Linked DNA regions of Mus musculus: region 2 is linked to region 1. A link is a loop called in an ENCODE intact Hi-C map of the cell type or tissue named here. Cell type or tissue: left cerebral cortex. All regions are shown on one strand. Links, peaks and the distances in the headings refer to the core of each region. The heading gives the core; the rest is flanking DNA.

The links. Hi-C counts contacts between places; a loop is a spot of excess contacts. Peaks named below come from ENCODE experiments on the same cell type or tissue, not always from the same donor. Only the 100,000 strongest peaks of a DNase experiment are listed, where the experiment ranks them.
Region 2: it touches region 1 in a loop (5-fold over the local background); 2 of 42 quality-filtered maps call a loop at or near these places.

Annotation. Positions count from the first base shown.
Region 1 is chr5:31,443,219-31,459,543 of GRCm38, reverse strand. It overlaps Zfp512 (zinc finger protein 512), which reads right to left and starts at 7,108. Exons shown (of 14, transcript NM_172993.3): 1 at 6,967-7,108; 2 at 6,331-6,389. The coding sequence starts at 6,996. In left cerebral cortex, for the core only: a CTCF peak has its summit at 7,112; DNase peaks (open chromatin) are centred at 7,133 and 11,949; H3K4me3 peaks cover 1,776 bases; H3K27ac peaks cover 692 bases.
Region 2 is chr5:31,518,207-31,534,531 of GRCm38, reverse strand. It overlaps Supt7l (SPT7-like, STAGA complex gamma subunit), which reads left to right and starts at 7,770. Exons shown (of 5, transcript NM_028150.2): 1 at 7,770-7,917; 2 at 11,271-11,878; 3 at 14,125-14,449; 4 at 16,028-16,265. The coding sequence starts at 11,466. Slc4a1ap (solute carrier family 4 (anion exchanger), member 1, adaptor protein) reads right to left here and starts at 7,537. Exons shown (of 14, transcript NM_001347328.1): 1 at 6,848-7,537; 2 at 6,294-6,489; 3 at 3,777-3,899; 4 at 2,499-2,559; 5 at 1,949-2,088; 6 at 327-487. The coding sequence starts at 7,510. In left cerebral cortex, for the core only: no CTCF peak of the experiment used is centred there; a DNase peak (open chromatin) is centred at 7,688; H3K4me3 peaks cover 2,463 bases; H3K27ac peaks cover 1,003 bases.

The sequences.
Region 1 (16,325 bases), core at 4,110-12,109:
CGCTCTGTAGACCAGGCTGGCCTCGAACTCAGAAATCCGCCTGCCTCTGCCTCCCGAGTGCTGGGATTAAAGGCGTGCGCCACCATGCCCGGCTCTTAGTGCAGAATTTTAAGAGAGTTTCAAAAGAGTTAATGCCTAAACTCCTCAAATTATTCCACAAAACAGAAATAGAAGGAACAATGCTCAATTCATTTATAAGGCCAAAGTTATCCTGATATACAAGCCACATAAAGACCCAACAAACAGAGAATTACAGACCAATTTCCCTTATACACATACATGCAAAAATACTCAATGCAAACCACATCCAAGATCCCATCAAAGACATCATCCACCACAACCAAGCAGGCGTCATCCCAGAGATGCAAGGATGGTTCAGTATATGAAAATCTGTCAATGTAACCCACCATATAAATAAACTGAGACAAATTTACACAATCATTTCACCAGATGCAGAAAAGGCCTTTGATAAGATCCCACACCTTTCATAATAAAAGTCTCTGAGAGATTAGGAATACAAGGGCCATAGCTCAGCATAATAAAGGCAGCAAGCCCATAGCCAATATCAACTTAAATAGAGAAAAACTCAAAGCAATTCCACTAAAATCAGGAACAAGGAAAGGTTGTCCACTCTCTCCATACCTATTCAATATAATGCTTGAAGTCTTACTAGAGTAATAAAACAACTAAAGGAGATCAAAAGGATACAAACTGAAAGGGAAGAAGAAATCAAAGTATTTTTACTTGCAGATGATATGATAGTATATGTCAGTGACCCTAAAAATTCCCCCAGGAAGCTCCTACAGATGATAAACACTTTCAGCACAGTAGCTAGATGCAAAATTAACTCACACAAAACAACTATTAGCCTTACCATATACAAACGACAAAGGGACTTTACATGAAGAACATGGAGTTGGGTGGATAGAGAGGTTGGGAGGATCTGGGAGGAGATGTGGAGGGGAAAGTATAGGATCCAAATTCATGGTATGAAAAGAATTTTTAAATAAAACAATTAGACATAATGTTGTGATGTGATCCAATCAACACAGGATTTAAATGCAGTTTTAGCTGTCTACCAAGTGAAATGAACACACTTGTCTACACAAGATTGACACAGGAATCTCACAGCTTTACTGTAATTCCCCAAATGAAAAATAGCCCAGCAACCCAAATTAAATTTTCATAAAGGAAGGCTACACAAATTGTGATGTAACAATATGGAATTCTACTTGGTAATTAATAACTACTTTCAACTCAAAATTATTGTTCTGCAAAGAATTTTTTTTAATTAATTAATTAATTTATTATATGTGTGTACACTGTAGCTGTCTTCAGACACTCCAGAAGAGGGCATCAGATTTTTGTTATGGATGGTTGTAAGCCACCATGTGGTTGCTGGGATTTGAACTCAGGACCTTTGGAAGAGCAGTCGGTGCTCTTAACCGCTGAGCCATCTCACCGGCCCCCAAGAATTTTTTTTTTTTAAGACAGGGTTTCTCTGTGTAGCTCTGGCTGTCCTGGAACTCACTTTGTAGACCAGGTTGGCCTTGAACTCAGAAATCCACCTGCCTCTGCCTCCAAGTGCTGGGATTAAAGGTGTGTGCCACCACTGCCCGGCAAGGGGAGTGAGATGTGACTTAATTTATATAAAATTGTAGAACATGTAAACCTCTGTATAGTTACAGGTCACCAGTGCTTAGGGACAGGGTAAAGGGAGAAACAGACTGCAAAAAGCACACAAGAAACTTTTGGGAGGGCTGGAGAGATGGCTCAGCAGTTAAGAGCATTTGTTGTTCTTCCACAGGACCCAAGTTCACTATCTGGGACACAAACTGGGAGGCTTACAAATGCCATCTCCAGGAGATCCAACCCCCATACCTCTATGCATACGGCAGTCACAAACATAACACCCACACAGATACAAATGCATAGCATAATTATAAATAATAAAAATAAATCTTAAAAAAAAAAACCCAACACTTTTGAGGTGCTGGAGAGATAGCTAGCTCAGCAGCTAAGAGCAGTGCCTGCTCTTGCAACCTATCCAGGTCTAGCTCCCAGCATCCACATTGCAGCTCACAACTGTCCATACCTCCAGTTCAGGGGTCTGATGCCCTCTTTTTGCCTTAGTGGGCACCAGGCACACAAATGGTTAGATGCACAAGCAAGAAAAACACCCATACACAGTAAATTAAGTTGAATACTTAAAAAAATTGAGAGGAACCAGGTGATGGTGGTGGTGGTGCATACCTTTAACCCCAGCAATCAGGAGGTAGAGGAAGGTGGATCTCTGAGTTTTCTGAGTTCGAGGCCAGCCTGGTCTACAGGGTGAGTTCCAGGATGGCCATGGTTACACAGAGAAACCCTGTCTCGACAAGCAAAAAAAAAAAAAAAAAATTGGGAAGCTAGAAATGTCTGTCATTGTGGTTGCAGTTTTACAGATTTGTTCTCATATCAATATTGAGCATAGTGTGCACATGAAGTAAATGCATCTACTATATGTCAATTACAGCTTAATAATAGGAACTGACAGACCTCTAGAGGTGAAACTCAGCATTCCAAATGATAAGAGCCATCTCTGTTTAATAAAGACTTCACATCACCAATAGACCATTAAGACCCAAATCCCATGGGATCCCTGTTAGAGAAGTCTTGTGAAAAATTCTTTACTATCAGCAGAGGACTTACTTAGAAATCTCCATCTAAAAAAAAAAAAAAGAAAGAAAAAAAAGAAATCTCCATCTTTTGTCTCATCTTTATGTGTGAGCATGAGGAAAATCCATAGTTCACACTGTCAGCATGATTAACAGGGTAGATTAAGTCAAGAGGGTTAGGAGTCTCCACTAGGCTACTACTTTTAGTGTTTAAAAGACTCAACAAAAAAACAATTCTCAAGTATGTTGTGTAATCTATCAACCCAAGGCAGTTTTATGTATTAAAAATGATACTAAGTGATATTGTAACAATAAGTGCTCCTTTATGATGCAATGCTTGCCATGATTAGTGTCTTTATAATTAATCACTGGTATAGCTAATCTCAGCTTCTTATCACAGATGAGAAGGTTAGCCTGTTTTCAACTCTTTTTGGATTAAGAATTTTTTTAAGGGCTGGAGAGATGGCTCAGAGGTTAAGAGCACTGATGGCTCTTCCAACGGTCCTGAGTTCAAACCCCAACAACCACATGGTGGCTCACAACCATCCGCAATGAGATCTGACACCCTCTTCTGGTGCATCTGGAAACAGCTACAGTGTACTTAGATGTAATATTAAATAAATCTTTAAAAAAGAAATTTTTTATCTTTTTATTTATTTTTATTTATTTATTTTTTAAAGATTTATTTATTATATGTAACTACACTGTAGCTGTCTTCAGATGCACCAGAAGAGGACATCAGATCTCATTACGGATGGTTGTGAGCCACTATGTGGTTGCTGGGATTTGAACTCAGGACCTTCAGAAGAGCAGTTGGTGCTCTTAACCACTGAGTCATCTCTCCAACCCCCAAAAGAAAATTTTTAAAATGATTTATTTATTTTACATATGTGAGTTCACTGCTGCATCTTCAGACACAACAGAAGACAACACTGAATCCCACTGTATATGGTTGTGAGCTGCCATGTGGTTGGTGGAAATTGAACTCAAGACCTCTGGAAGAGCAATCGGTGCTCTTAACTGCTAAGCCATCTCTCCAGCCTGGATTAAGAATTTTTACGAGCCTCTATCCCAGTGGTTCTAATTGTGTGTGTCCTAAGATCACTGAAAAACACCAATATTTACATTATGATTCATAACAGTCACAAAATTAGTAGTGCAGAAGCAAAGCAAATAATTGTATAGCTGGTGGTAACCACAACATGAGGATCTGTGTTACAAGGTCCACAGCACTGAGAGAAGGTTTAGAACCTTCCCATATGCCCCATAGCCCATTCTTCTAAGTTCAAATATGTAGACTTAATTATTTAAGAAGAAGCCTTCTGGTTGGTCTCAGCATCTTTTGGAGTCTTTTTACAGAATAATACACTCCATGCTTTCCCTCTCTTTTTAAGTCTCACTTTAAATCATCAGCTCTCAAACTTTGCAGTCTCCTTGGAAGATAATTAAGAATAAGTATTTCTGGCACTGGAGGCAAGGCTCAGTGCGTAAGAGCACTTGCTCCTGCAGAGGACCTGATTCTATTCCCAGCACTCACAGGGAGCTTCACAGTCACCCATCACTCCAGTTCCAGGAGACCTGATGGCCTCTTCGGAGCTCCATGGGTCTGTGGTGCACAGACATCCATGTGAGAACATCACAAACACTAAATAAATCCAAAGAGTTTTGAGTGAGTTCTCCCAATGACTCCAATTCTGATTAAGAGACGGACCCATTTGCCTTCATTCTGCTTAACAATTTTCTTTCCATAATTCCTAGAAAAGCTGATGAATGCACTCATCTTGTGGAGAAAAAAAAATATGTTCCCAATTACTTTTCACAGAAGGTAATTCTTAATTCTGTATTTAAGATCAGTTCTTCATTTAAGCGCAAACCCATTCATTTTGTTGGTAATGTTAGGTCTCGGTTCAGAAATTCCCAGTTTTTATTCGGTTTATGAATCCAAAATCCAACTGTTGCCAAAGACAGAAACCTGTCAACACACTGTTTCCACCTCCCCCTCTGAACTCTCACCTCCTCTCATCGCCTGCATCTATAATATAGTTACAATCACACGCTATGTTTCGCATACAGTTACGATCATAGGCCACATTTCACTTTCTTCCTTAGATTTGAGCAAAACAGTCTTGGTACCAGTTTTCACACTTCTTTCAATCCATCTCTTCAAAGGTGACCTTTCCCTTCCAGGATAATTACAATTGCAACACCTTAGCATGCCCTAAAGGACCTGGCTCCTGCTACCCTTTTTTTTTTTTTTTTGTATTTTTTTCTTTTTCTTTTCAGATTTATTTACTATATGTAAGTACACTGTAGCTGTCTTCAGACACTCCAGAAGAGGAGGTCAGATCTCATTACGGATGGTTGTGAGCCACCATGTGGTTGCAGGGATTTGAACTCAAGACCTCTGGAAGAGCAGTCAGTGCTCTTAACCGCTGAGCCATCTCTCCAGCCCCCTGCTACCTCCTCTTAATGACGCCCTGCGATATCCTCCACGCGCTATCATCCTCCATGCCAGTGTCACACAGCTAGGTATTATAAACTTCTATCAGTTCAAACACTGACTTCATGGGACAGGAGGGTGGGACTGCTCAGTCTCTAACTGAATTATTCTTCGACCTTCAAGCCTCTGTCTTTGCGTGGACTATTCTGGTAATACTGAAATCATCCCTTTGCTTCCCAAAAGTGGCATTAAATTCCACTATAGGAATATTTACTAGCAGTTGCACAAATTAAAAGCGTAGCACATGCCTGTGATCCCGGTACTGGGAAGGCTGAGGGCAGAAACTGCAAAAGTTAAAGTCCACCCTGGCCGACACAGTAAGCTCCTGGTCAGCCTGGGCTACATAGTGAAACCCCATCTCAAACAAAAATACAAGTGTGTGGTGGCCCAGGCCTGTGATCCCAGCACTCAGGAGACAGATGCCTGAGGACTACAAGTTACAGGCCAAGCCAAGTGTCACAGGGAATTTCCAGATAGTGAGCCCCTACCACAAAAAAACAGTTTTTTCCTATTATACTGTATTGTATTGCCGTGATTACCCAATTCATCTGTTGAACAGACAGCTCTGTTGTCATGCCTGGGTGCCCAACCTACTACACAGCTTGTTCAGAGCAGACATCCCGTAAGTGTTATCTAAGTGAATGAACTCACCCCGGAGGTCCAAGTTAATAAAATCTTTCTTTTGTGTTAGCCATGGCAAAACTTAGCACATTCATTACACAAAACAATAAATCAGGGCTGCAACCAAGTAGCTTAGAAATGTAAAGATTGCTTATAGCTGTTTTTATTTCCCTCCCCAGTCCATCAAATTAATTATGAGCACATATTTGATATGGGGGGCAGAGGCCACGCAGGAATACCACTAACTGAAACACACACTCCATTTTTATTAGACTGCATCTTTATTGCAAGCCAGGTTTTCTTTCCCCCACACTAGGATTTTATCTGCACTGTCCAATCCCGTAGCTACTACCTACAGATGGTTATTGAAGTTTTAGTCCATTAAAATGAAATAGAATTTGTAATTCGGTTCTTCAATTGTACTAGCCACATCTCAAGTGCCCCAAAGCCATACCTGTCTGGTGGCTATGATGCTCCACAGTGCAGACACAGAACATCTTTAGCAGCACTGTCTACACCATTACAAAAATGTCCTCAGAAAACCTCACTTACTTCTTAGCTCCCACGATCCTGGTGCTCCTCTGCTGCTTAAGGGATGTGGGTCCCGGGGTCTAGCAAATCACAAGCACAGGAGTGAGTGCTAGGGACCTTTGAAGCTCATCCGCAAAGAGATGAATCCCCCTTGTGCCTAGATGTGAAGCTGTCCCGAGCAACTACTTCAAATGGACTGAAGGAGACACTTTTTAGGAAACCTGTGCCATTCTATTTATTCACAATGTAAAGACGGGTTGACAATACCAGAGTTTTCATCTTTGTCCATTCTCAAAACCCTATCCTAGATAGAGGCTTGAAAAGAAAAGACGAGGAAAAAAAAAATATATATATGATATATACATATGTATCATATATATATTAAAAGAAACGGGAGGCACTGGGGATGCTGAAGGAATATAAATAATTACAATGTGTCGAGGAACTCAGTCCAAGGATACGAGGACTAAGCAATAAAAATAAAAATGGGAAGAAAAAAGGCGGTAAGTGGATCTGATATAAAAGGGTGGGGCCTAGGATTGGCTCCGGAAAAAAAAAAAAAAAACAACTCTGAGTACAAAACAAAAGCAAAGGACCGCGTGTTCTCAGCTCGACAGTTCTATTTCTAAAGTATAATGGTCACACCAAGAAACTCACGGCGGTGACTGCACCGAGTCTGGAAGACATCACTCCCCCTCCACGCCTAACAATTTCACCCAAGGGCTCCGGACAGACCAACGCCACTTCCGCTCTCCTCGCCTCTCCCGGATGTGGTCTCAGCGGCGACTAACCCTGTTCTGAACACCTACTTCCGCCTAGCTGCTTCCGAGGGGGCTGCGGCGGGAAAGGAGTCACGTGATAACTCTTCTTCGGCTTCCATTGAGACCCCGCCCCCATAGCAACAAGGGAGTAGGCAGGCCTTTGGGGCGTGAAGGTTGGAGCAAATGGGAGGAGTCTGAATATTTAAGGGGTCCTCCCGAACTAGCGTTTGCACACCTACTCCCACCCATCCCACAAGTGGTTTTACAGATGCAAACGAAATTCAAATCGCCCCTTTATTGATCTTAAATTAAAGACCCATTCTCTTCTCCTTCCCTCCCAGATATCTCTTTCTTTGCTCAGGTGAGGGACAGAACTCTCCTTATCCACTAACTTCTGGCCTCCAAACTTGTCTAGCTTTTGGATTTTTTTTTTTTTTTTTTTTTTTGGTGCGGTCCCTGAAAGACATGAACACTTTAGCCAAGTTACATCTGGATCTCTCCAGCGGATGAGTCTGGAACAATGCCTGTTCTTAGAAGAAGTGGGCTTGATCCAGAACTATGTCCTTTCCAACCAGAGGGAACGGAAAAGGATCTTTCAGAGAAATTACCATGGCTCCTTTCTGAATGACTGCCCAGTGACGTCCACGAGAGACTGAGATGGCTCGTTTTTGAGGGACTGAGGCATCTCAGAGAATAGAGAGTCTGCTGACTCCTCCCTGAAAGACTGTGTAGACTCTTCTTCACAGAAGGAATGTGCCCTCTTCTCTCTAGAAGTCTACAAGGGCTTCTCCCTGAGGGACTGTGAAGGTTCCTTCCTGAGGGACTACAAGGGCTCCACCTCAAGTGACTTCTAGGGCTCTTCCCTGAAGGACTTGGAAAGCTACTCCCTGAGGGATTTTGAGGACTTCTCCTTGAGGAACTGTGGCCTCTCCCCTTAAAGAGACTGTTATGTCTTCTATCAAAGAGCTATGATAAGTTCTTACAGAGGAACTAAGACTGTTTCTCTGGGAGGGACTTTAATGACTCTGATTTCATCAAGGAAGTAAACTCAGCCCCGGTACAAGAGACAGACACATGCTCAGTGACTTCCTGGAATATGTCGCTGAACTTTGAACTAGTTTTCTTGACTCCCAATCTACTACCAGAGTATTGCTGGATTATGGAAGATGTTGAGCAGAGTGTTGACATCGTTAAAGGCATTCTTTTCTCATTACTGTGACATAAAATATGTCTCTGAATATAGTTTTTAACCACTGAAGTCTGAGAAACAGTCCTTGAAACCCTTTCTAGCAGGCTTTGAGAAAATACCATTAGTTCAGCTGGAACCCCAAAAATTAAGAATAGATTGGTAGATGTCCATAGTGGAGCCTTCTGTTACAAATGACTGAAAACAAGGCTTCCTTTCCATAGTGGTTCCCATGACATTCCCCAGCATTAGCATACTGGAGAGGTATTTCCTAGGTAGTCGCTGCCTACAGACATGACTTTCCCAGACATTCTGTTGTATGCCCAGGAAAGAACCGATAGAGCTTCTTCGAGCCCCTAATCCAGCCTGAAACTCCTCTGTTAGTAGTTTGAATGAATATGAAGAATACCTCTGGAATTCCTCCATTTGGCCCTTTTCAATTCCTTTCTTAGATAAGACATTAATATTCCAGATCTCAGGATATGGGTTTCCCTTGGTGTCTCCTGTCTTATCAGAGGGTAGATTTGGAAGGACCAAGGGACGAACTGAAGATTTTATTATAATAGTGTCTGTGTAGGACTTTGAAGACTGCAAAATTCCCAAACCAAGGTTTTCCATACCAAAAACTCTTGAAACTTCAGGCGCCACAGAACCCTGAAGGTGCCCTAATTGGGTTGTTTTATCAACGCTTGAAAGAAATGGGGCTGAAGGGCTGTGTATGAAACAAGATAAGGAGTTCTCTGCCTGTAACTGTACTGATGTGATCATCTCTGAGTCTTTACTCTGATTTGAACCCTCCATTTTCATTAATTTACGAGATTCTGGTGTGAGGCCTAGAGATTTTTCAGCCTGAAGCCTATGTTCATGAGTTAACAATGTAGGATCCTTAAGGGGAGATGTTTGCTGAAATATTAAAACTGCAGAAGTCACTTGAATATGGGCCTTTGGAGTTAACCCTGCAAGTTTTACCAGTCCTTGAAGATGTGGTCTTGGGTGTAAATTCAAACACTCCTTTATTTTAATGCTTGATCTCATGGTGAGTTCTGATGCCACTTCTTCAGATTTTACAATCAGAACCAGTGGTTTGGGATTTAATACAGTCTTTATAATTTGAAAGCCTGGTTGTCCTTTTGTTTCTAAAACCTGATGTGTTGGTGCTAGGGTTAATTTATTGGACTGCACATTTTGTAGCCAAAGTCTTGGAGCAAATTCTGAACTTATTACATCATGTATTCTGGGAGTCAAATCATTGTATTTTGACTTTTGAGGGGTACTCTCTGGAATCTTCACAGACTTTATAACTTGAAGTGGTGGTCCAGGAATCTCTTCCACATTTTCAGAAACTTTGGGGAGGGTAACTGATTGAGGAACTGGAAGGGGTGTCTTTGCAGATTCTGTCACTCGATCTGGTGGCTTTGGATTAATGCCTACAAAGTTTACCGTTTGATCCAGTGATTCTATTGGAGTGATGCTTGCACTTTCCAGGCTCAGATTCTGAGGTTCTGTTAGCTTAGCCGCTACCTCTCCTGGCTGCCGTGTACCAAAGGTGAGCTCTACAGAGTCTGTATTTCCCTCAAATTGACTGGCTTGATTGCATGACAACTCAGAGGATTTTTTTTTGCAGCCACAGCATAGAGGCCAAATTTTTAGATTTGGGAATCTGAGGTCCTGGCCCTGGTGTTATTCCTGAAACAGGATCTGGGATGTGACAGAATGGCCTTGGTGTTGATACTACAGATTGTTCCCTTTGAGATATTTTCTTAGAGGCCACCCCCAGAGGTCCTAAGTCTTGAGGACATGGCCTTGGAGATTTTTCTACAAATCCGGGATCTCTATTTACTGGCTTTGGAGTCATTCTATGAAATTCTTTCGCTGGCTGTCTTGCTTCACAAGTCATCTCTATCATGTCTGCAACATGACTCTTGACGTTGAGGGCCATTCTATCAGATTCTATAACTTCTTTTATGTGTAACTCCTTGAAATCTTGAAATTGAGGCCATGACCAAGAATGTAACTCAGGAGTTTCTGGGATCTGGTTTAGTTCTGAGGATTTTGAATCTTGATCACTTAGTGTTGGAGTCAGATCAAAAAATTCTGATACTTGGAGATCTAGCTTCAGGGGCATCTCTAATGATTCTATGACTTTATGTGTTGGGTTGGAGCCCAACCTCACAGATTTCTCCATCATTTCTTTGCTTTTATGTCCCAACCCTTTTTTCATTTCTAAAGATCCCACATCTTGATAAATTGGTGAAGTAAAATTCAATTTAGGGACTTGATACCTAGGTTTCATGCTCATCCCTGCAAAGTCCACCACCTGTCGCTCTGGTCTATATATGACTTTAGCAGATTTTGTGACAGAATCAATTGTCTGGGGCATTGGGTTCCCAGGTTTCATGTTTTGAAGAATTGACTTTGGTGGTGACTCCACAGATTTTCCTGGTTCTGGCAGAGACACTGATGACAATTTTACCTGTTTTACACCTTGCCATTTTGGCTCTGAAGTAAATGCCAAAGATTTTGTATTTTGCTGCTGTGATTTCAGTGACAAATTTGAAAATTTGACACTAGTCAGTGCTGGTCCTGCTAAGAGCTTCCTGGTGAACTGTGGTGCCAATACCATCATTGGTTTCTCCTCTGAAGGAAAGAGTTGGCAATTCAGACTTTCTTGTTTGGATCCTATTATCAGCTCCTTAGGGTTTGTATCTTGAAAACATGGCTTTAGTGCAAGGGAAACTTTCTGTCTTCAGGTGGTGACCTTGGTAAAGCCACAGAATTCACACCATTTGACTGAGGCCTCAAACTTAATACAGGTTGTGCACTTTCCTGCCATAACCCCCCCCAAAAAAGTGGGTTCTTCAAAAGTGGGTTCTTTTGAAACTTTGCCCCTAGCATTAAGTTAGATGAACCCACACCTTGAGAAGGTGATCTAGAGTTTAACAGAACAGATTTTGTACTTTGAGACTCTGAGTCAGGGGTCAACTCAAAGGACTTTATGCTTTGCAACTGTGGCCCTGAACTGGGCTTTACAGAACTTATGCACTGAGGTTTTGACTCAGGATTAAACCCAGAAGAATTCATATCTTGACTTTGTGGACCAGGGTTGAATTCCATAGGTGGTATACCCAAATTGTTTGACCCTGGAGTTAATTCAGACTTAAAATCTTTCAAGTGTTGCTCTTGAAGTTTTGGAGCTTGTAAATGTGGCCCAGGGTTGTAGCCAATAGAATTTACAGACTGAGATTCTTGACTTAGAGTACATGCAGAAGAATTTATATCTTGCAAATGTATCCTAGTATTGCACCAAACAGGATTTACACACAGAATTTGTGGTGATGGAAATGTACAAAAATTCACACCTTGAAAAAGTGGCCCATGATTATACCTATTAGAATTTTCACACAGAGGATTTTGCCCAGCAGTGTATACAAAAGAATTCACACCTTGCAAATGAGATTCAAGATTGCACTCAGTGGAATTTACTCATGGAGGGCTTGGCTCTAGTGTGCATGCAGAAGAATTTACACACTGAGGACTTGGCACTGGGATACATGCAGAAGAATCTCCACACTGATGATTTGATCCTGGGATGCATACACAAGAATTTGCACACTGAGGACTTGTCTCTGGGGTGCATTCAGTAGAATTTATGTCTTGCAAATGTGACTCAGGATTGCTGCCAATAGAATCTACACATTGCAATTTTGATCCTGAGAACCACAAGGAAGAAACTGTTCCATGCAAATATATTCCAGGATTGAACTCACACCTTATACGCTGAGTGTTTGGATCTGGAATGCATGCAGAGGAATTTGTATCTTGCAAATATGGCACAGATATTGACTCACTGGAATTTACATATTGAGAATTTATATTGGAGGTAGATGCAGAATACATATCTTCCAAGTGTGACCCAGGGCAGAACACCTTAGATTTTATACCCTGAAGTTCTGGACTAGGGTGTAACTCAGATAATTCTACATCTTGTATCTCGGATTTGGGTATCATAACGTTTTTACTGTGACTCCAGTCACAGGATTTCCTACATTGCAATATAGGTTCATGCTTGAATTCCAAAGGTGACTCCTCCAGCATTTTGACCTCTGTGCTCACCACAGAAGGTTTTATCTCCTGCAACTATGGCCCAGGGTTGAAACTTAAAGACAGTGTACCTGTTCCCAGGCCCAACTCAGAGGGCTTCACATCTGGCAACTGTTGCTCTACGTTGAATTCCATTGATTTCAGGTCTTGAAGCTTTGTTCATAAGACTGATGACTTGATATGTTGCAGATGTGGCTCATGATTGAACACCGTTGATTTCATAGCTTGAAGTTGTTGCTTTTGACTTAATTTGTGAGGCTTCCCATCTTGCTTCTGATTTCTGGCTTTGAGTCCAGAAGGTACCACATTATAAATTGGTGAGGCCAACTCAGAGAATCTCACAACCTGCAAGTCTGCATCATAATTGACCTCTTTATCCTTCATTGTTTGCAGATTTGTGGAATTGGTTTTCACATTTTCCAACTTTACTCCAGGGTTGAAAGCATCAGGCTTCATACCTTGAAGATGTTATTCTCGTTTTAGTTTAGTTTCCTGTCCTGTAACTCAGAGGGCACCTTGAATTGCAAAGGTTTCCCATCAAGTGCCTCAGAGAAAGTCCATTTAAAAGATTCTACATCCTGCCCTAATGGCTGGCACACAAGAGCCGTGGATTTCTCTTTTTGAACCATGTACCCTGAAATCCCATCAGAAGACCTTACACCCTCAGAATGGACCTCTGGAGATCTTCCATATTGATGCTTTGTCCCTAGAATTGACTTAGAATATTTCTGATCTTGCAATTGAGGGCCTGAGTTTAACTTTACAGATTCTCCATGTTGAGTCTTTGTCTCTGGTATTGACTCCACAGTCATAATTTTTAAAATTGGGCCTTGATTAAACTCTATAGAGTCCATATCTTGGAGCTTTTTCCCTTGAAACAACTCAGAAGGCATTTTGTGTCTGTGATCCAGAATCAAAGCCCACTGCTGTTGCACCTTGAGAGTTTATCTGTGTAATCACCTCAGAAGGTTTTACACTTCTCAAATATTGTTCCTTAGAGTCTACACCTTGAAGTTTCATGCCCATAGTCACCTCAGAATATTTTAAATCTTGCAAATTAAGGCCTGAATCTAGCCCTATAGATTGTGTGCCTAAAAAAAACTTCCTTTGAATGAACTCAGGTTTCTGACCTTGTAATTTTAGACTAGGTTTGATTTCTACTGATTTCATAACAAGAACATTTTTCTCTGTGATGTCTTCAGATGGCATACCTTCTAAGTGTGGGCTAGGACTGAAGCTCATAGATTTGACATCTTGGGCTTTTACACCCATGATTGTCTTCAAAGATTTCAGATCTTGTAAGTGTGGGCCTGACTCACAGTCTTCCGTCTCCATTTCTTGAGGCTTTGACTTCAGAATTGAATCTGATTTTATACACTGGGACTGTGGCTCAGGTTTAGAGTCTAGCTGGACCTTTTGTATTTTGGTCCCCATGATTAAATTAAATAGTTTACTTTTCAGCAATAGGCTGGGACTTAACTTAAATTTCATATTTTGGGACTTTGTTTCAGGTGTCAAATCAGAACATTTTGCACTTTGCCCCTGGTATTCAGACTTCATCTCACATATCATACCTTGAGGCTTTGTCTGAAGTGCCAACCCAGAGGATTTTTCACTTTTCAACCCTATATCTTGGAAGACTGATTTTTTTTTTATTTTCAAGCTGCAGCACTCACTGCAATGACAGAGTTTCCACACACTGAGACTGTGGTTCTGAAGATGATGCAAAGTTTTCCACTTCTTGGAGCTCTGGTACTGATGACAACTGGAGGATCTTCACACACTCTTCTTGTGGCCTGAGGTTAAAATCCCCAAATTTTTTCTGGAGTAGTTTCGACCCTTGAGTCAGATCCAATGGCTTCCCACCTCCCAATTTTATAGACGGTTTCTGTTCTGTCCATTTGACACCTTGTAATAGTGACCTACTATTGGATCCTAAAAACTTCACCCCAGGAAACTCCTGTTGAGGTATCCACTGGACAGATCTTACACTTTGAGCCTGTGGCTCTTTATTTATCTTCTTGGTTGTGATGCCTTGAGGCTGTGGCTCTGAAGTCAAGTTAAAGGTTTTGGGTTCCTGCAACCCTATTGCCAGAGGTTTTACTCCCTGTAACTGTGTATGAAATGCCACAGATTTTTCCCCTTGAATTTTTGACTTGTAGGTCAGTTCAGATGACCTCACACCTCTCCATAGCACAGGTGGCTTGAGTTCTGTAGGTCTGGCTTCTTGAGACTGTGACCTTGAGTTTGACCCTATACCTTTCTCACTTTGAAACTCAGATGTTGGTATCCATTGAATAGTCTTGGTGCTTCCAGGTTGGGGTTCTATATTTAATGCCACAGTTTCCACACCTTGGAGCTGTGGCTCCAACGTTGACTTCAAGGCTTTCTCTTGGTGCATCTGGGACCCTGGAGTCAACTGGCAAGGCTTTGTACTTGGCACCTGTAGTTCATTTTGGAACTCCTCAGTTTTTACACTTTGAACAACCTGCTCAGGAGTCAATTGAAATGCGGTTGTACCTCTGAATTGTAACTTAGAGTTGATCTTTATGGGTTTCATGTTTGCTGGTTTGGGTTCTTGATCTGAACCCATGGGCATTGTATTTTCTGATTCAAGCTGTTTTTTCTTTCCACTCCAGTGACTTTACAGTTATCTGGTCATCCTGTGTAGACGTAAGAGTTAAGTTCATGGGTGCTGTACCTTGACACCCTTGTTCTGTTGGGGTGAAATCTACAAAATTTATTCCTTGGATCCCTTGTGTTTGGCTACAGTTACCTGTTTGGAACTTCTCAGGTTTTACACTTTGAACAACCGGATCAGTAGCAAATTCAAATGAGGTTGCACCTTTGAATTGTAAGTTAGAGTTCATTTCATCTGTGGGTTTTATATTTGCAGGTTTTGGTTTTGGTTTGGTTATAGTCACAGGTTTCACACTTTGCTGTTTCAAACATAGGGTGATCACAGGTTTCCTATCTTGCGTTTGTGGCAGTGAAGTCAGTTCCTTGGGTTTTACACCTTGCAGTTGAGGCCCTTGAAACACCTCCATAGACTTCTCTTGAAACAGCATCCTTGGTACAAAAGTCACAGGACTCTGCTCTTGCTTCTGTGGTTCAAGTTTCAAGTCCATGGCATTTCCATCTACATTTACATCTTGAACATGTGTATCACAGGCCAACACCTTGTTTTTCAATTCTTGAATTCTTGAACCTGGAATCAACTGCACAGACTTCATATCTCCTCTCAGTGAACTACTTGGGGATTCCACAGTAGATTTTATCCTCTTGAGACACTCTTCTACAGTTAAGATCACAGGTTTCCTATCTTCTATTTTTGGCCTTGAAGAAAGTAACCTATGTTTTAAACCTTTCAAGCTGGAGCCCGAAGGCAGCTCCTCAACTTTCCTATCTCTTGCCTGCATCCCTGGGGTTGACAGCATAGATTTGACATGCTCCAGCTCTGACATTGACTTTAACTTTGTAGATGTAATGTCTCCCAAATGTAGCCCTGGTGTTAATTCCACAGATGGCAGAGCTTCTTGCTTTGAGACTGTGTTCTTCTCCACAGGTTTTATATGTCCCAAAAGCTGTCCTTCTATCAATTCAGAAGATGCTCTGCCTTGGGTCTGTGGTCTTCTGATCAACTCAGAATGATCTGCATTTCCTAAGGGTCTCCCAGGAGCCAATTTCATTGTTTCCACCATTTGCACCTGTGACTCTGATACCATTTTATAAGACTTTTTGTCTTCAAAGCTTGGTACTTGATTTCTTATGACATATTTTACACTGTGAAATGGGGACTCTTGTCCTAGCAAATCTGGCTTCATCCCCTGCCTCTCTGGCTGTATTGTCAACTCAAAATTTTTTACACATTCTAAATGTGGCCCTGAGTTTAGCTCTGAAGTTTCCACACCTTGAAGTGGAGTTCCTCGTATTACATCCAATAATTTGACATCTTGAAGCCATGGCCC
Region 2 (16,325 bases), core at 3,327-11,326, 76 kb before region 1:
CTTCCGACTTCTCTTAAATGTCGGGGCCTAACATCAGTCTCATTGTGAACACCCAAACTTGGAGCTTTTTCTTTTCTTTTTTCGGGGTGGGGGAGAATCTGGGGAGTAACACCATATTCAAAGACTGCTCATTGCCTGATCAATGCGAACCTGGGGAAAGTGAGTGGCAGCGAGCAAACGCTTTTCTCCACTAACTGGAATAAAACTAGTCATTTTCTTACCACTGAATTTAGACCACAAAAGTTGTAAGTCAGTATTAGATTTCTATGTTGCTGTTTGTAAAAGCTATAATGACATAAAAGTAGCTGCTTCTATGAACAACTTGCCAGTGACTCAAAAGTTTCTGGCTTCTCATCAAGCTTCCCAGCCTTCTTCATCCGGTTCAGGCGCTTCTTCTCTACCAGGCCAGTCCGATCGAGGAATGTATCATCGTCACTATCATAAAAATCCTCATCTTCCCAGTTCTTGGCTTTCCTTTTCCGAGATACTAAAAATAAAACAGTTCATAACAAAGGGTTTGTTTGTTTGTTTAATTTAGAGATTGAGAAAGAAAAAGGGCGGGAAAATTGGAGGCTGGTATGTAGCTCAGTTAGCAGTGTGTATGCAGGCCCCTGGCTTGGTCCTCAGCAGCACCTAACAAGGTGCAAGGGAACAAATCTGTAATCTAGCACTGGGAGGTAAAGGTAGAGGAAGGTTGGAAGTTCTTGGCTATATAACAGGATTGAGGCCAGCCTGGGATACAAACTCTGCCTAAAAAAGGAGGAGGAGGAGGAGGAAGAAGAGGAGGAGGAGGAGGAAGAAGAGGAGGAGAGGAGAGGGAAATAAGTTACATGTACAAGGTGCCTGTGCTGAGAAGACAGACAGCTTAATACACAAAGTACTTGTCTCACAAGTGCGAGGGCCAGGTTCAGAGCCTCAGTACCCAATGCACACTGGGCAGGGAGCCTACCTGTAATCCCCGACACAGAAAACATTGATCAAGAGCAAGCTGGTCAGACAAACAATCCTAGGTCTTGGGGTTCATTATTGATTCTACCTCAAAATAAAGGGTAAGGAGGGACTGAAGAAGATACCTAACACCAGCCTCTGATCTCCACACGCTTTATAAAGAAGTGAAATTAGAGACAGAAACAGAACATCAGACATATGGGATGGTAGGAAGGAGAATGGAATTAATGTTCATGGGCTACAATTGCGCCAGGAATAACGAAAAGTTCTGAGCCGGGTAGTGATGATTACATAAATATACCTCATATTACTAAATTGCAGCATGTTTTATGCACCATATATTTTACAACAATTAACAGTAAAAACAAAGCTGGGCATGTTGGTTGTATGCCTTTAATCCCAGCACTTCACAGGCAAAGGCCAGCCTGGGTTACAGAGCAAGTTCCAGAACAGACAGGGCTACACAGAGAAACCCTGTCTCAGAAAAACAAAAAGAAATCAGTCAATAAAAAGATAATGATAAGAAAAAGACCACTAAACATAGAAATAAACCAAGAAATTTGAACTTGAATACATGAGCCAGGATGACTTTGAATCGCAACTACCCTGTATCTGGTTTGTCAACTACAGATGTGCACCACCATGTCTGGCTCAGGAGCCAGGGGTTTTGGTTTTTTGTTTCTGTTTTTGAGACAGGGTTTCTGAGGCAGATCTCTGGAACTCAGAGAGATCTGCTTGACTCTGCCTCCTAAGTGCTGGGATTAAAGGTGTGCACCACCAGCCCCAGTTTTAGGGTTTAGTTTTAAATGTACACTCACCTACATACAGAAAATGTCTAAGACAATATAACTAACTGTCTTAGGATGTTGAGAGGGAATGCTTGTCTCTGCTTCAGGAAGTTCTGTACAGTTTACACACTATCCACGTAGAGAGATTATGCAGCTTTTGCAGTACATTTCCCTTCTTTGTTTTGTAAAAGAAAAGGGTTTTTAATACTGACCTGCTTCCTGCCGTAGCAAGCCCAGTGTATCAAGGACCCGGCAGGCTTCCAGCGAGCACTGTACCATTGCTTCCTTTTTCTTTCCTGAGTGAATGGCCTCAGCCACCAGCTGTTTCCCAGTTGAATCATCTACAGGTAACCTGCATTGGTTTACAGGGGGTGGAGCTCAGCAGGATGCTCTGACTCTCATGAAAACAGCTATCAAGAGTGTCCATGATGACTGCATTTCATGCTTTCAGGTAACTTCACTCTTTCTTGCCTCAGTTGGACTTCAAGTCATTTACACCCGCTTTCATTCATTTCACCCCAGCTCCCAGTGCTATTAAGCTACCAAGGCCCACACTTGGAACTAGCCTAAAGTGCAGAGTGAAGTTACTCTTGGGCTATTCTCTGCAACCATATGTTAACTTGAAACTGGCTACTTTCAAACATACACATTAGCAAGGAAAGAGCACATGAACCCAGTACTCAGTAGGCAAAAGAGGGAAGACTGCCACAAAACAAGACCCGGTCTCAAATCACAGCTAGAATACAAACGAGAAGAACATACCTCACCCTGCAGAGCCAAGTGCTGTGTCCTTGCTCATCAAATTCATATTCTAACTCTTCTCCTGCAGGAAAAGAACAGTCTCAGTCAGGTCTAAAATTACTACTTGATCCAGTAAGGACTGTATCAGATCAAAGATCTCAGTGTCTAACATCACAGCGAGCACTGCCAGGGATCACCTCCTGGAAATCAATCTTGGCTGTGTATACTTATACATACAGCTTATAATACTAGGCATTCAGAAACTGAGGCAAGAAGCTCATACCTACAAGGCCTACCTGGTCTCCAGGAGATGGGGGTCACAGGTTGTTGCTTAGTGACAGAATGCTTGCCTAGCATGAGCAAGGTCCTGGATTTGATCTCAGCACAATCAGAACAAAACATCCAAACCAATCATCTCTCCATACATACTTTTATTTATCAATTGTGAGTGTGTGTGTATGTGTGTGTGGTTGTACGTGTCTGTCCATATGTGTGAAGACTGGGTACCTTCAAAGAATATCTACTGAAACAATTCTCCCTGAGAACACGTCTTATCACATGAAGGTAAAATCTACACTAAGAACTGTAAAGACAGGGCTGTGGGGAGGGCTCAGTGGGAGCCTTGCCTAGAGAGCATAAGCATCCAGGCCCAATGTCCTGGAAATCATGGAAGAAAGCTGGGCACGGTGGCCTATGCCTGCAATCCCAGCCTAGGGAGGCAGACACAAGAGGATTCCCAGGGCTCAGAGGCTAGCCAGTCCAGCAATTAGGGAGCTGCAGGACAAAGAGAGACCTTGTCTCAAAGAAAGTATATGGTGTTCCTGACAATTACACCTAAGGTTTTTCTAGAACACATACATTAAAAAGTACTGATTATGAAAGACCATGTGAATTAGGAATAATAAATTCTAAGGCTTTGTTTTATTTCCCTACCACTAAATCCAAGATCTTTTGAGAAGAATGTGTTAAGTTAGGAGAAAAGTATTTAAGACAGAAAGAAAGACAAACGAGAATTTTATTATTTTCAACATAAACCTGTGACTGGTGATCAAGATCTCTCTCTCGGTGATAGAGAAAGCACTTTCCTAGCACACCCAGTGTCTGGGCCTCAGAAACCAACAAAAAATAAAAACAGAGCCAAAGAAAGCTATTGAAACTGATCACAGAACAAGAAATAATGAGGAAGACAACAGACAAATTATGTGCAAGTATTAGGCAAAAGTCACAGCTTTAGGAAGCAGCACTGCTGTGAGCGTGAGCAGCTTACTGTCACAGCCAGAACCACAGTCACACACACACCTTCTCGGTCAAAGAAGCCTTGAAGAGCCTTCTTTGGATCCTTTATATAAAACGCTTCCCGGTCCTGCTGAAAATCTAAGGCAATGGGGTTCTCTTCAGCTTCATCCTCCACAGCATCTTCTCCTGCAGGAGTCAGGAGACAGAAGAAAGAACACATAAGACGAGGGTGTGTGAATGACACTTATGAACCTTCTAAGCCGAATCAGGACATAGTTAGATGAGCTGGCAGAGGGGCACACACCTGTAGTCATAACTCAGGAGGTGGAGGAAGGAGGATTGCCTGACTGTATGGAGACAATGTTTCAAGAAACACACACACTTATTTATCTGTATCTGAAAGTGACTAACAGAAAGATATCTGTGGGCAGAAGTTGGAACAATCACAAAGTCACCATTATGAATATCTATGTTTTCTAAGCTGTGTAACAGACAAGACTTCTTTCCATGGCTTTTTCTTCTTTTCATCACTTTAGAGACATTTACCCACCACACTTTGAAAAAAACTACTGAGCCGGGCGTTGGTGGTGCACGCCTTTGATCCCAGCACTTGGGAGGCAGAGGCAGGCGGATTTCTGAGTTCAAGGTCAGCCTGGTCTACAGAGTGAGTTCCAGGACAGCCAGGGCTACACAGAGAAACCCTGTCTCGGGAAAAAAAGAAAAGAAAGAAAGAAAAAAACCACTGAGCTCTCTAGCCTAGCCTAGTCTCTTTCTTTCCTCTCAAGCTTCATTGATTCGAATATTGATTATTAGTAATTCTCCAGTCTAACAGAAAGACAGGTCAACACAACACTCCCTTAAAGCCAACCGCCTCCGCCCTGAACGCCAGTGCCAGTGTGCAGCTTCCTCAGGACTACTTTTCCTTTCCTTCAGGTTCTAGCTTGAAACTCTTTTCTTCTCTCTTTTCTTTTTCTTTTTCCAAGAAAGGGTTTCTCTGTAGCTTTGGCTGTCCTGGAACTCACAGAGATCTGCCTGCCTCTGCCTCCCCAGCGCTGGGACTAAAGTTGCATACTGCCACCACAATCCTGGCTTCAGCTTGAAACTCTTATTTAAAATCTATAAAGTAAAGGGTCCTGCTGCCAAGCTTGACAACCTGCTTTTGATCCCTGGGGCCAGAAAGTCAAAGGAGAGAAATGACTCCTGCAAGTAGTCCTCTGACCTCCACAGACCATGCCCCCTAACACAAACACACAAGAGTTAAATAATTCATAGTTTCCAAGAGATCTAAATTAGTACTGTGCAATAGAAATGTAAGTGTTATGAGTATAATTCTGAGTTCCCTATTAGCTACTTTAAAATGTCATCTTACCATAATAATTACAAGACTATGGTAATATTTTCTTTTCTTTTTTTCATTTTGTCATTGAAATCCTATGTGTGGTTTGCACTTAGAAGACAAGCCTGTGGATGAGCCACATTGGGCATGCAGATAACAGCTACTGTACTGAATAGCACAGCTCTAAGTCCCCAGTGACACATCCCTTTTCTGACACTAGCTCAAGCATGCTAATGGTTTCTGGCTTATTCTTTACACTTAGCACAAGTGTTTCTGCATTTGTTCTGTCCTGACATCTACAGCCATACACATACAAGTGCCATAGTGCACACGGAGGGAGCCTATTCTCTTCCTCCATCATGTGCTTCTCAGGGCTCACACTCAGCTCATCACAACTGGCAGCACACACCTTTACCTGCTAAGCAATCTCACTGGGCCACAACTTCTTTCTTTCATTCATTCTCTCATTCACTCAAGTCAGGATTTCTCTACAATGTAACTCTGGCTATCCTGAAATTCAATAAATAGATCATGCTGGCCTGAAACTAACAGAGATCTACCTGCCTCTGCCTCCCAAGTGCTAAGATTAAAGGCCTGCATCACAATGCCTTATTAGCCCCAACTATCTTTTTCTTTAAAAGTTTTATTTTATGTAAAGGGGTACTCTATCTGTATGTACAATTACATGCCAGAAGAGGGCATCAGATGACATTATAGATCATTATGAGCCACCACGTGGTTGCTGAGGGCTGAGCTTTCTCTGAAAGAGCAGATAGTGCTCTTACTACTGAGCCATCTCTCGGCCCTCACCAACTATCTTTTTATAAGCCTGAATATCTATCATCCAAAATGTGGAGCTATACAATAACCTCTTGAATGTTTTGTACTTTGTGAAAATAGCCTGAGAGGTGAAAAAATATCAAATACTGATTTCTCAGCCAAAGAAATGAAGTAAATTTTTCCATGCCCTCCAGGTGATAATTAGCACTCAGAAAGCTCTCTCTCTCTCTCTCTCTCTCTCTCTTTCTGTGTGTGTGTGTGTGTGTGTTTAAATGATAAACGCAATAAGCAAATTACACGGTGAGAAAGAGGTGTATGTATAATGCCCATAATTCAACACTTTTACTCACTAAAGTTAATGACCCTGGGCTTGCAAATTACATTTACCCTACTTCAGCTGTAGGCCTTCTGAGCTGTATGATCAAAAGCACTTGAGGGTGCCACCTTCAGTAGTAGTTTCTTACCCATTCCCCACGTGCAGCCCAGCTCATCATCTTGACCACTTCTACTGCTCTTCCCTTCAGTGGTATTTGCTTCTTCTTCTTCATCTGAGTCTTCACCTAACATCTTCTTCTCCAATAATATCTGCTGCTGTTTACGCAATTCCTTCAACTGTGTTACTGTTAATTCAGATTCTGCCTCTCGGTCTTCCTCTGGTCCCTAATGAATCATGGGTAAAATATATACATATATGGATTCAGAAGTGAGAAAATTACTTTCTGAGACACAGCAACGTACACAGACCTGTGGGTCCAGAATGAGGCCTGTGCTTTTGTCATTGGTTACCAGAATCCTTTTACTCAACTAAACCTTAAAGAAACTCAGAATCGCCGGGCGTGGCGGTGCACGCCTTTAATCCCAGCACTCGGGAGGCAGAGGCAGGCGGATTTCTGAGTTCGAGGCCAGCCTGGTCTACAGAGAGAGTTCCAGGACAGCCAGGGCTACATAGAGAAGCCCTGTCTTGAAAAACCAAAAACAGTGAAGTCCCAAGATTTTTATTTTAGATTTTTCTACCTACCTGAAGGATAAAGAGCCGAGTGCTGCCTCCAAAGCGCATTACATGCCCGACGTGGACTCTACAGTAAGTGCGGGGTGGGATGCGAGTTTTGTTGAGGAACGTGCCGTGGGTACTTCCCAGATCGTAGAGATAAAAGCCCTGCTCATGACCCTCAGAGTCTCCGCTGGGATCCGCCCCCCGGTGCTGTAGTACAGCATGGTACCGAGACACGGAAGGATGCTCCAGACATATGTCACAACTAGCAAGTCTCCCGAAAAAGCAGCAGCTCGTGTCTTTCAAGGTGCGGGTGCCAAGGATGGTGCCACCCTTCAGGGTTTCGAGACTGTAGGGGGCCGTGGCTGGGCTGCCCCACGATGGCTCTCGGTACGGAGGAGCCCGGGTCGGACCGCCAGACGCAGGAGCTACCCGCGGGGAGCGGAGTTGCTCCACCGGTGGACCCCCGGTCTCCTGGCTGTCCGGCTGCGGTGGCGGGACCTCGGGCTCCTCACATCCAGAGTCCAGCTGCGCCGCGAGACATTCTTTCTTCACATCCTCAGAAACGGAGGGACTGGAGGCCGGAGCCTTACCCCGTACTGCGGAAGGCACTGGTAAAACCGGCTTCTTAAACTCGCTACTGACTTCCTGGGGAGCTGGCGCATCTAGCTGAGGGGTAGGATCAGCCATCCTTAGCCGGGTGCAATCTCAAAATGTGTCCCTCGGAAACCCCGACCCCTCGCTCTCTACGTTCCCGCTCACTTCTCCTCCTCCTTCCCACCTCCCTGAGGCTTCTCTGGACAGAAATGTTGGAGTTCCTCTTTCAAGACTCGCAGAGTTTTAAAGATGTGAATAGCACTAGGGAGTCACAATACCAGAAAGCGGGGAGAGGCTCTCAGAGTGCTGTGCAGGATACGGACATTTTAGGCGTTGCATGTAGGCTAGTAATAACTTCCTGTGGCAGAGGGCGATTGGGAAGAAGTGCTTCCGTGGCCTTGGTCCATTAATCAATAAACAAGGCTCCTAGGCTTGACCTAGTCCTCGACTCCGACCTGTCAGAGTCAGGCAGCCGCGTATACCACTCCTGGGGCAGGGCGGTGAGTATTTGAACTTTATTTTCTGGTTCCGGTCCAGAGCCACCCATTTTCCTGCTGCCTTGTAAATCAGACTTCCCAGGATCCTGTGGTCGGCGCCTAAGCCTAAGCCTCCAGATCCGGAGCAAGGAGTCCCTATCTGCAGCTCTCGAATTTATTCCTTTTATGAAGTTAGTAAAGAAGCAATTTATTATTGTTCATTCTTTTATTACTCGGAACAAAATATTGAGATAGCATGTTTAGTGGCTTAACAAACCTGAGCATCGAAACCTCTTTTCTTTTTTACTCTTTGTATTTATGATGTTGGCATGACCCTGGACAACAGCTTCCACATCTGAAAAATTGGAAATAGTAGTGTTAATTTGTCATAAAATTTATGGAAAATTGAACTAAGCCATAGTTAATATTATAACTCTTTGACAGAGGCCTGAAACTATACCAAGATGGCAGCCATAACAAGTGGGAGAATACAGATGAATAAGTCAACTAAAGTTAAGGTTCAGGGATAAAAGCAAATTCATGTAAATATACAAAGAAAGGAGATCTGTTGGGGGGAATGGTGATTTCAGGGATCCTAAAGAACAAATTCAAGTCTGATAAAGATGTAGAGGGTTCCTGGCAGAGGTCACAACTCAAAGGGTCAATTATAAAAATATCTCATGTTCTTGAGAAGCTGAGTGGTGGAGCTGGAGAGATGGTTCTGTGTGCTGCTCTTCGGTGGATCTGAGCTCCATTTCCAGTACCCACATCAGGGGAGTTCACAACCACCTCTAATTTGAGCTCCAGAAGGATCTGATGCCCTCTTCAGATATCCTTGGCACCTGCATACACATGGAACACACAAGCATATACTCAACCCCCAACAGACAACAAAAACGAATGTCTGTGAATGCATAGCCTGCCTGGTCTACAGAGCAAGTTCCAGGATAGCCAAGGCCTCAAAGGGAAACCCTGTCTCGAAATTAATAATTTAAAAATACAATCTTAGCAAAGGAAATAAGCTGAGGGGCCAGTTAGATGGCTTAGTAGGTAAAAGGCACTTGCTGCCAAGTCCGAATGCCCGAGTTCAATCCATGGAACCCACATGGTGAAAGGAGAGAACTGCCTCTCACAAGTTGTCTTGTGATTTTTTCATGCACACATACCCAAAATAAGTAAATGTAAAAAAAAAAAAAAAAGAAAAGAAAGAAAGAGAAAGAAAGGAACTGAGTAGTATATTGTTAGAGCTGAGGGCATTCATTTTGTCCAGGAAGCCCCTCACTTGCCTGCAGGACACTGAACTCACGCCTTTAAAGTAGCAGTGCCAGCTGCTGCTATACTGCAGTATTTTGCTTCTGTTATTCCCTCAGGACAAAGATCTTACACCGTCACACAATGTATTCATTTGATGTTTGTTGGACCTGAGGAGACATATAGGCAGTAAACCTGGAGACGTGAATTAAAGACGCTTAGTAAGCTTTTATTGAATGCTAAGCCACAGAATTCTGACTTTTTCCAAGCAAAAGAAACAAACAAAAAAGCTTGGAAGTGTAGCTCAGTAATAAAAATACTTTTGTAGGATGTGTTAAATCTTCAGCATTGAGAGAATGAGAGACAGAGACACACAAAGAGAGACAGACAGAGAAAGGAAGAAAGTCTAGCAGCAGGGCCAAGTGTAGATCAGATTCTGAAAAAGACTGGAATAGCAGTTCTCAACCTTCCTAAAGGTCTGACCCTTTAATGTAGTTCCTCATGTTGTGGTGACCCCATGCAACCACAAAATTATTTTCATTGCTACTTCATAACTGTAATTTTGTTGCAGTTATGAATCCTATTGTAAATACCTTATATACAGGATACCTGATATTCCTTAACCTATGAAAGAGTCATTTGATCCCCAAAGGGGTTATGACCTACAGGTTGAGAACCACTGGACTAGAGGAAGGAATACTTGTTAGAAGGCAACAGAAGTCTCTCAGATTCATTCTGGGGAGACAGCTCAGTCCATTGCACGCATGAGGACCTGAGTTCAATCCCCAAACCCATATGTAAAAATCCAGGTATGGGTGCATGTGCTTATAAACTCAGCTTGTGGGGAGGAAAGCAGAAACAGTCAGATCCCTGGGACTCACTGGTGAAGGGCGTGGTTCTTATGTTAAGGTCTTATTCCCCAATTGGTTCTTTATTTGTCAGTAAAGAAAGCTGGGGGCCAATTGCTGGGAGGAAGGTACATGTGGGACTTCCAGGTTCCAGGAGGAAAAGGTAGCCACAAGGAAGGAGAGAGGTCTTTCTGCCATGCTTTGGAGGAAGAAGAATGCAGCAACCATGTGAGGTCTTGGGGGAGCTGAGGCCTGTGGCTGGGAACTGGGTGGCTGTGGATTTTTGGCAGGACATAGGTGGCACTAGCCACTGAAGTTTGGGGCAGGTGGAGAAACAGCTAAAAATATTAATAAGGTCATGCTTTTCTAGGCAAGAGACAGTAACACCCAGCGATTGTGCCAAGAAGGCAAGTTATAAAAGAATAAACTATGTGTGTGCACGCGTGCGTGTGTGTGCGCGTGTGTGTGCGTGTGTGTGTGTGTGTGTGTGTGTGTCTTTTATCCACAGATTCAAGGGAAGCTGGGTGGGGAGCTAGGAGCTCGGCTTTTCCCAGAGCAAAGTCGGTAGAATAGAAGTACAGGCAATACACTGGCTTAGAATAATCAGCAAATCCTACACTCCAGCGAGAGATCCTATCTCAAAAAGCAAGGTGGAATGTTGCCTGAGGCTGATTCCTGGCCTCCATGCACACGCCCACCGAGACCCTCTATTTGTTCATGTGTATGTCAGAATTTGGAAGCATAAGGCTAGATTAAAGGTTCATGAATGTTTCTACCATACACGGCACAGGTTAAAAAACACCTACTAGTATTTTTTGTCTTGTTTCGTTTTATTTTTTGAGATATGGTTTCTCTGTGTAGCCCTGGCTGTCCTGGAAATTACTCTGTAGATCAGGCTAACCTTGAACTCAGATCTGCCTGCCACTGCCTCCTGAGTGCTGGAAGAAAGGAGTGCACCACCATATCTGGCTGCCTGTTAGTAGTTTTAATGCTGCTCTCTTTTTCCTATTAGTCTAGCACAATTGTGTAGAAATACTCTGGAAGTAGTCCAGACCTCCTACTTTAGTTTTATGCCTTGTCACATATTTAGAATGAGGCATGATGGGTATTCTGGTGATGAATTTGTGACGTGAAATAGGCAGTGTATATGTTAAGAGCCCCACACACCAATTACTACTCTTCACCTATTAGTTACTTTGATTTTCCTTTTGTAATTCAAAGAGGAGTTGTCGCTGTGTGATTGGCATCTAACAGTTATTTTTCTCTTCGTTTCTTCAGGGAGAGTATTGTCTGTCCTAGAGTTTTGCTAGCACCTTTTTAAAGTGATCTTAGCTTGCTTCTTATGTGGGAACTGCCTAGACTTCCTACTTTTCACTGCAGAAGCTTCTGATCTACAGTTGCCAGAGACGGAAGCACACACCTTTAGGAGATCGTTTACATTAAGCTGGAGAGCCCTTCTCTGCTTGCTCTAAAATGCTGAGGTACTGGGGAGAGATACCAATACCGTCAGGACAGACCAACAGAAGTTCCTTTGATCTGCTCCCACGGGAGTTCCGTCTGGTGGAAGTCCATGACCCGCCCCTGCACCAGCCCTCAGCCAACAAGCCGAAGCCCCCCACGATGCTGGACATTCCCTCAGAACCGTGTAGCCTCACCATCCATACCATTCAGTTGATCCAACACAACCGACGCCTGCGCAGCCTTATTGCCACAGCTCAGACCCAGAGTCAGCAGCAGACAGAGGGTGTGAAGGCTGAAGAGAGTGAACCTCTTCCCTCCTGCCCTGGCTCACCTCCTCTCCCTGATGACCTCCAGCCTTTAGACTGTAAAAATCCCAATGCTCCATTCCAGATCCGGCACAGTGACCCAGAGAGTGACTTTTACCGGTAAGACAAAGCATTGCTGTGGTGTTTTTATTAAGTGATCTCCCCTCCCCCCATGATCCTGTTACGATTATAGTGGCATTTCCACTTCTACATGAGAACACTGGAGAGGAGAGTGATTGGCTAGACTAATGTTGCTTAAGTCATTAGTGGAGTTATTAGTCCAAATTGCCAGAAGCTAGTCTATAATTTTGTTGTTGTTTTTGTTGTTGTTGTTTCTGTTTTTATTTTATGAGACAGAGTTTTTCTGTATAGCCTTGGCTGTCCTGGAACTAGTTCTATAGACGAGGCTGGCTTCAAACTCATAGAGATCCACCTGCCTCTGCCTCCTTAGTGCTGGGATTAAAGACATGTGCTACCACTATCTGTATTTTTTAATTTTCTAGCACAATAGGCATTTACTGAGTACTTATTAATGCCAGACAGTTTACTAAAAGTGAAACAATAAACTGGTACATGACTAGTGAAAAATGGGCTGGTAAAGTAGTGGCCCAGCATAAAGGAAATCAAAACAAAACAAAAACCCCCAGCTTGTAACAGTCAGCAGCATAGTCATATTTTGAGGGTAATGTAGTTTCATTCAATAAAATAACGTTCATCGCATTAAATTTGTGTTATTACTCCAACTGTAGTTTTTTTGTCAAGTTTAATTTTTTTGTTTTGTTTTGTTTTTTCAAGACAGGGTTTCTCTGTGTAGCCCTGGCTGTCCTGGAACTCACTTTATAGACCAGGCTGGCCTCGAACTCAGAAATCCACCTGCCTCTGCCTCCTGAGTGCTGGGATTAAAGGTGCGCGCCACCACCGCCCAGCAAGTTTAATTTTTAAGAAGAACCTCGGGGCTAGGGAAATGGCTTAGTTAGTAAGTTGGTTAATAAACCCTGTGTTCTGTCCCCAGAACCAACGTAAAAGAAACCCAGTCATGGTGGCTTTCGTTTATAATCTCAGCACTAGGGAGTCAGAGACAAACATGCCTGAGGCTCTCTAGTCAGACAGTGTACCTACTTGGTGAGCTCCAGGTCTTATAAGAGAGCCTGCATCAGAGGATTTAGCTCAGTGGTAGAGCGCTTGCCTAGCAAGCGCAAGGTCCTGGGTTCAGTCCTCAGCTCTGGAAAAGAAAAAAAAGACAAAATAACAAAAAGAGACCCTGCCTCAAAATAAAAGAGAGTGGCTGGGGAAGATTGCTCAGTCAGGAAAATGCTTGCCATGAGAACCCAGTGAAAAAGCTGGGCAGGGTAGTCCATGATAATAATCCGAGGGCAGGAAAGGCAGAGGCAGGAGGATGCCTGGGACTCACTGGCTGGCCAGCCTAGCCTAATCAATAAGCTCCTAAGAAAGGTCCCAAGAAGAGACCCTTTCTGAAAAAATCAGGGAGGTTTTTGTCATTTCCTCAGAAATGACACTGTAGGCGTCAGTATGTATTGTGCATACATGTACATGCATCAGGCCCCTATATGCACACACACACATGCACACACACATGACTTGAACCTAGTTTGTTCTATACATATTTTAAGAAACTGTATAAGAAAAAATAATACACAGCAGCTATGAGGTACCAAAACATCACTTTCCATTAAAGAAGCCTATATCTAGGCTATAGATGTAGTTCAGGTTAACCCCTGCTGATTTCACAGGCTCTGGGTTCAAATCCCAACACTGCAAGGGAATAAGTCCATAAAGTGCTCAAATTAAGTGATAGTAATTAGCTCTTTATTTGGTATTTCCAGTGCTTTTAACCTTTGGCCCAGATAGACTGGCCACGGACATATTAAATGAAAAGTTAGTTGTCGTCTCCTTTTTTGGCTATCTATAACTTGCCGTGGTTGTTATTGAGCAGATAATAGTAAATGAGTGAGGCCTCTTCAGACACCACCTACTACAGGAAGTGGTGACATAAACCAAAGAACAGAGATTTATAAAACAGTTTCCTTTGCAGATGGAGGCATAACACCAGTACGTATTCAGAGAGGTTGGAGGGATGACAAGTGGGTAAGAACGCTTGTTCTTCTAGAGGAACTGGTCACTCAGTTGTCTAATTCTAGTTCCTCCACTATTACTCTGTACAGTTTATTTTAGACACGCATTGCCTTTTCAAACTCTGTAATTGGGGGGCTCAGGAATATGATATTGGGTTGCTGACCTATGCTCTGAGAAGAGCAGGACGAAGGTGGCTGTTTCTCTAGAATTCTCTTAAATGGCTTGTAAAACCCCAATGAGACAGGCTGGTCACCCCTTGTCTCCTCTCTCAGCGGGAAAGGAGAGCCTGTGACAGAGCTGAGCTGGCACTCCTGCCGGCAGCTCCTCTATCAAGCAGTCGCCACAATCCTGGCCCACACAGGCTTTGAGTGTGCTAATGAAAGTGTCCTGGAGACCCTAACTGATGTGGCACATGAATACTGCCTCAAGTTCACCAAGCTGCTGCGCTTTGCTGTCGACCGAGAGGCCCTGCTGGGACAGACTCCTTTCCCTGATGTAATGGAACAGGTGTTCCATGAAGTGGGCATTGGCAGTGTGCTCTCCCTGCAGAAGTTCTGGCAGCACCGCATCAAGGACTATCACACTTACATGCTACAGGTGAGGAGACCCTGGGAGACATGGGCAAACTGCCCTGGCTGGGCAGAGTCTACAACACATGTTCTGGGGTACAGCGCACAGGGACTTGGAGCAGAGTGAATCTGACATACCACTGGCCCAGTGGGTAGCCCATTCCTCATTGCTTCCTCTGGATGAAGTACATGGGTACCTGGGGTCTCAAGTACTATGGCTAGCATTCTCTCTCTCTCTCTTTCTTTCTTTCTCTCTCTCTCTCTCTCTCTCTCTCTTATTTATTTATTTATTTATTTATTTATTTATTTAATGTATGTGAGTACACTGTAGCTGTCTTCAGACATACCAGAAGAGAGGGCATCAGATCTCATTACAGATGGTTGTGAGCCACCATGTGATTGCTGGGAATTGAACTCATGACCTCTGAAAGAGAAGCCAGTGCTCTTAACCACTGAACCATCTCCCTCGCCCCGTGGTTGGCTATTCAACAAGTATTTATTGAGGACTTACTATGAGTCAGGCATTGTGGGAGATAGTAGTTTATAAGAGGAATCAACTCTTGAGTTTGAAGTGTTCATGGGAAGCAAAAACAGGCAAACAAATACTAAGCACAACAATTTCAGATAGCATTAAATGTGTTGAAAACTAAACAAGCCAGTGGCATGCCAGGAGGCTCAAGTAGAGCACCGTCTCTCCAGTTCTTGAGGCTTAGGCATGTAGTGACCAGTAACCTTTAGCATCTGACAAAAGGGTCCAGATTGCTTGCTTCACTGAAGGTTTGCCTCTAGGGTCTGTCTGCCAGATACTTGGGAGGTTTCTGACGTGTGAGACACGGCTTCCCTGAGCAGCCAGGCTGGCCTTACTCCCCTCCTTTCTTTTCAGCCTCCTAAGAGATGGAATTCCATACACTATGTCTAGATAATTGTTAGTTTTTATAGACAGAAATGCAGTATTTTGCCTTAGCTCTGGCTTTTTTGCCTTGTGTAACTTTTAATTAATGATGACAATTTCTGACATATTTTCTTTATGTGTCTATCATAAATGCAGACCCAAACCCTTAAATGACTTCCTACCATTGGCAGTGGCATCTGTCCTTGTTGTTTGATGGTGCTGGGATTGAACTCATGGCCTTGCACAGGCTGGGCATGCATTCTCGCACTGCACCCCAGCCCTGGCAGGAGAGGTTTTAAATCTCACTTTCCAGGCTGGCTATTAGTAAAGTGCTTATCTTGAAAGCCCGGGACCCTGAGTTCAGATCTCCAGGGCCCATGTAAAAAGCCAGGTGTGGTGGCATACACTTGTAAGGCCATCCATCGATGGTGAGATGGGAGGCAGACAGGCGGGTTCCTGAAGCTCACTTTCTCAACTGAGAAGTGGAAGTACCTGAGGAATGACCACTGAGGTGACTCTTTGACCTCTGTACACACACAAACACATGCTTGTGCACATATTCATGCACATGCACACACGTGCACACACACCAGAAAGAAAGAACAACTCATTTGCTAACTCCTGCTCTGCCCAGTTTTCCTTGGGTTACTGTAAGCTCACTCTCCAATCTAATTCTAAAATAGCTCTGGAAAACTAATTCTTGCTTACCAACAGATTAGTAAGCAGCTCTCTGAAGAATATGAAAGGATTGTGAATCCCGAGAAGGCCACAGAAGACACTAAACCTGTGAAGATCAAGGAAGAGCCTGTGAGCGACATCACATTTCCTGTCAGTGAGGAGCTAGAAGCGGACCTTGCTTCTGGAGATCAGTCCTTACCCATTGGGGTCCTCGGGGCTCAGAGTGAGCGCTTCCCATCCAACCTGGAGGTGGAGGCTTCGCCACAGGCTCCAAGTAAGAAAGAAAGTTGTATTCATTTTGCATCTGGCTCTGCCCATCTTAGCACTTCCTGAC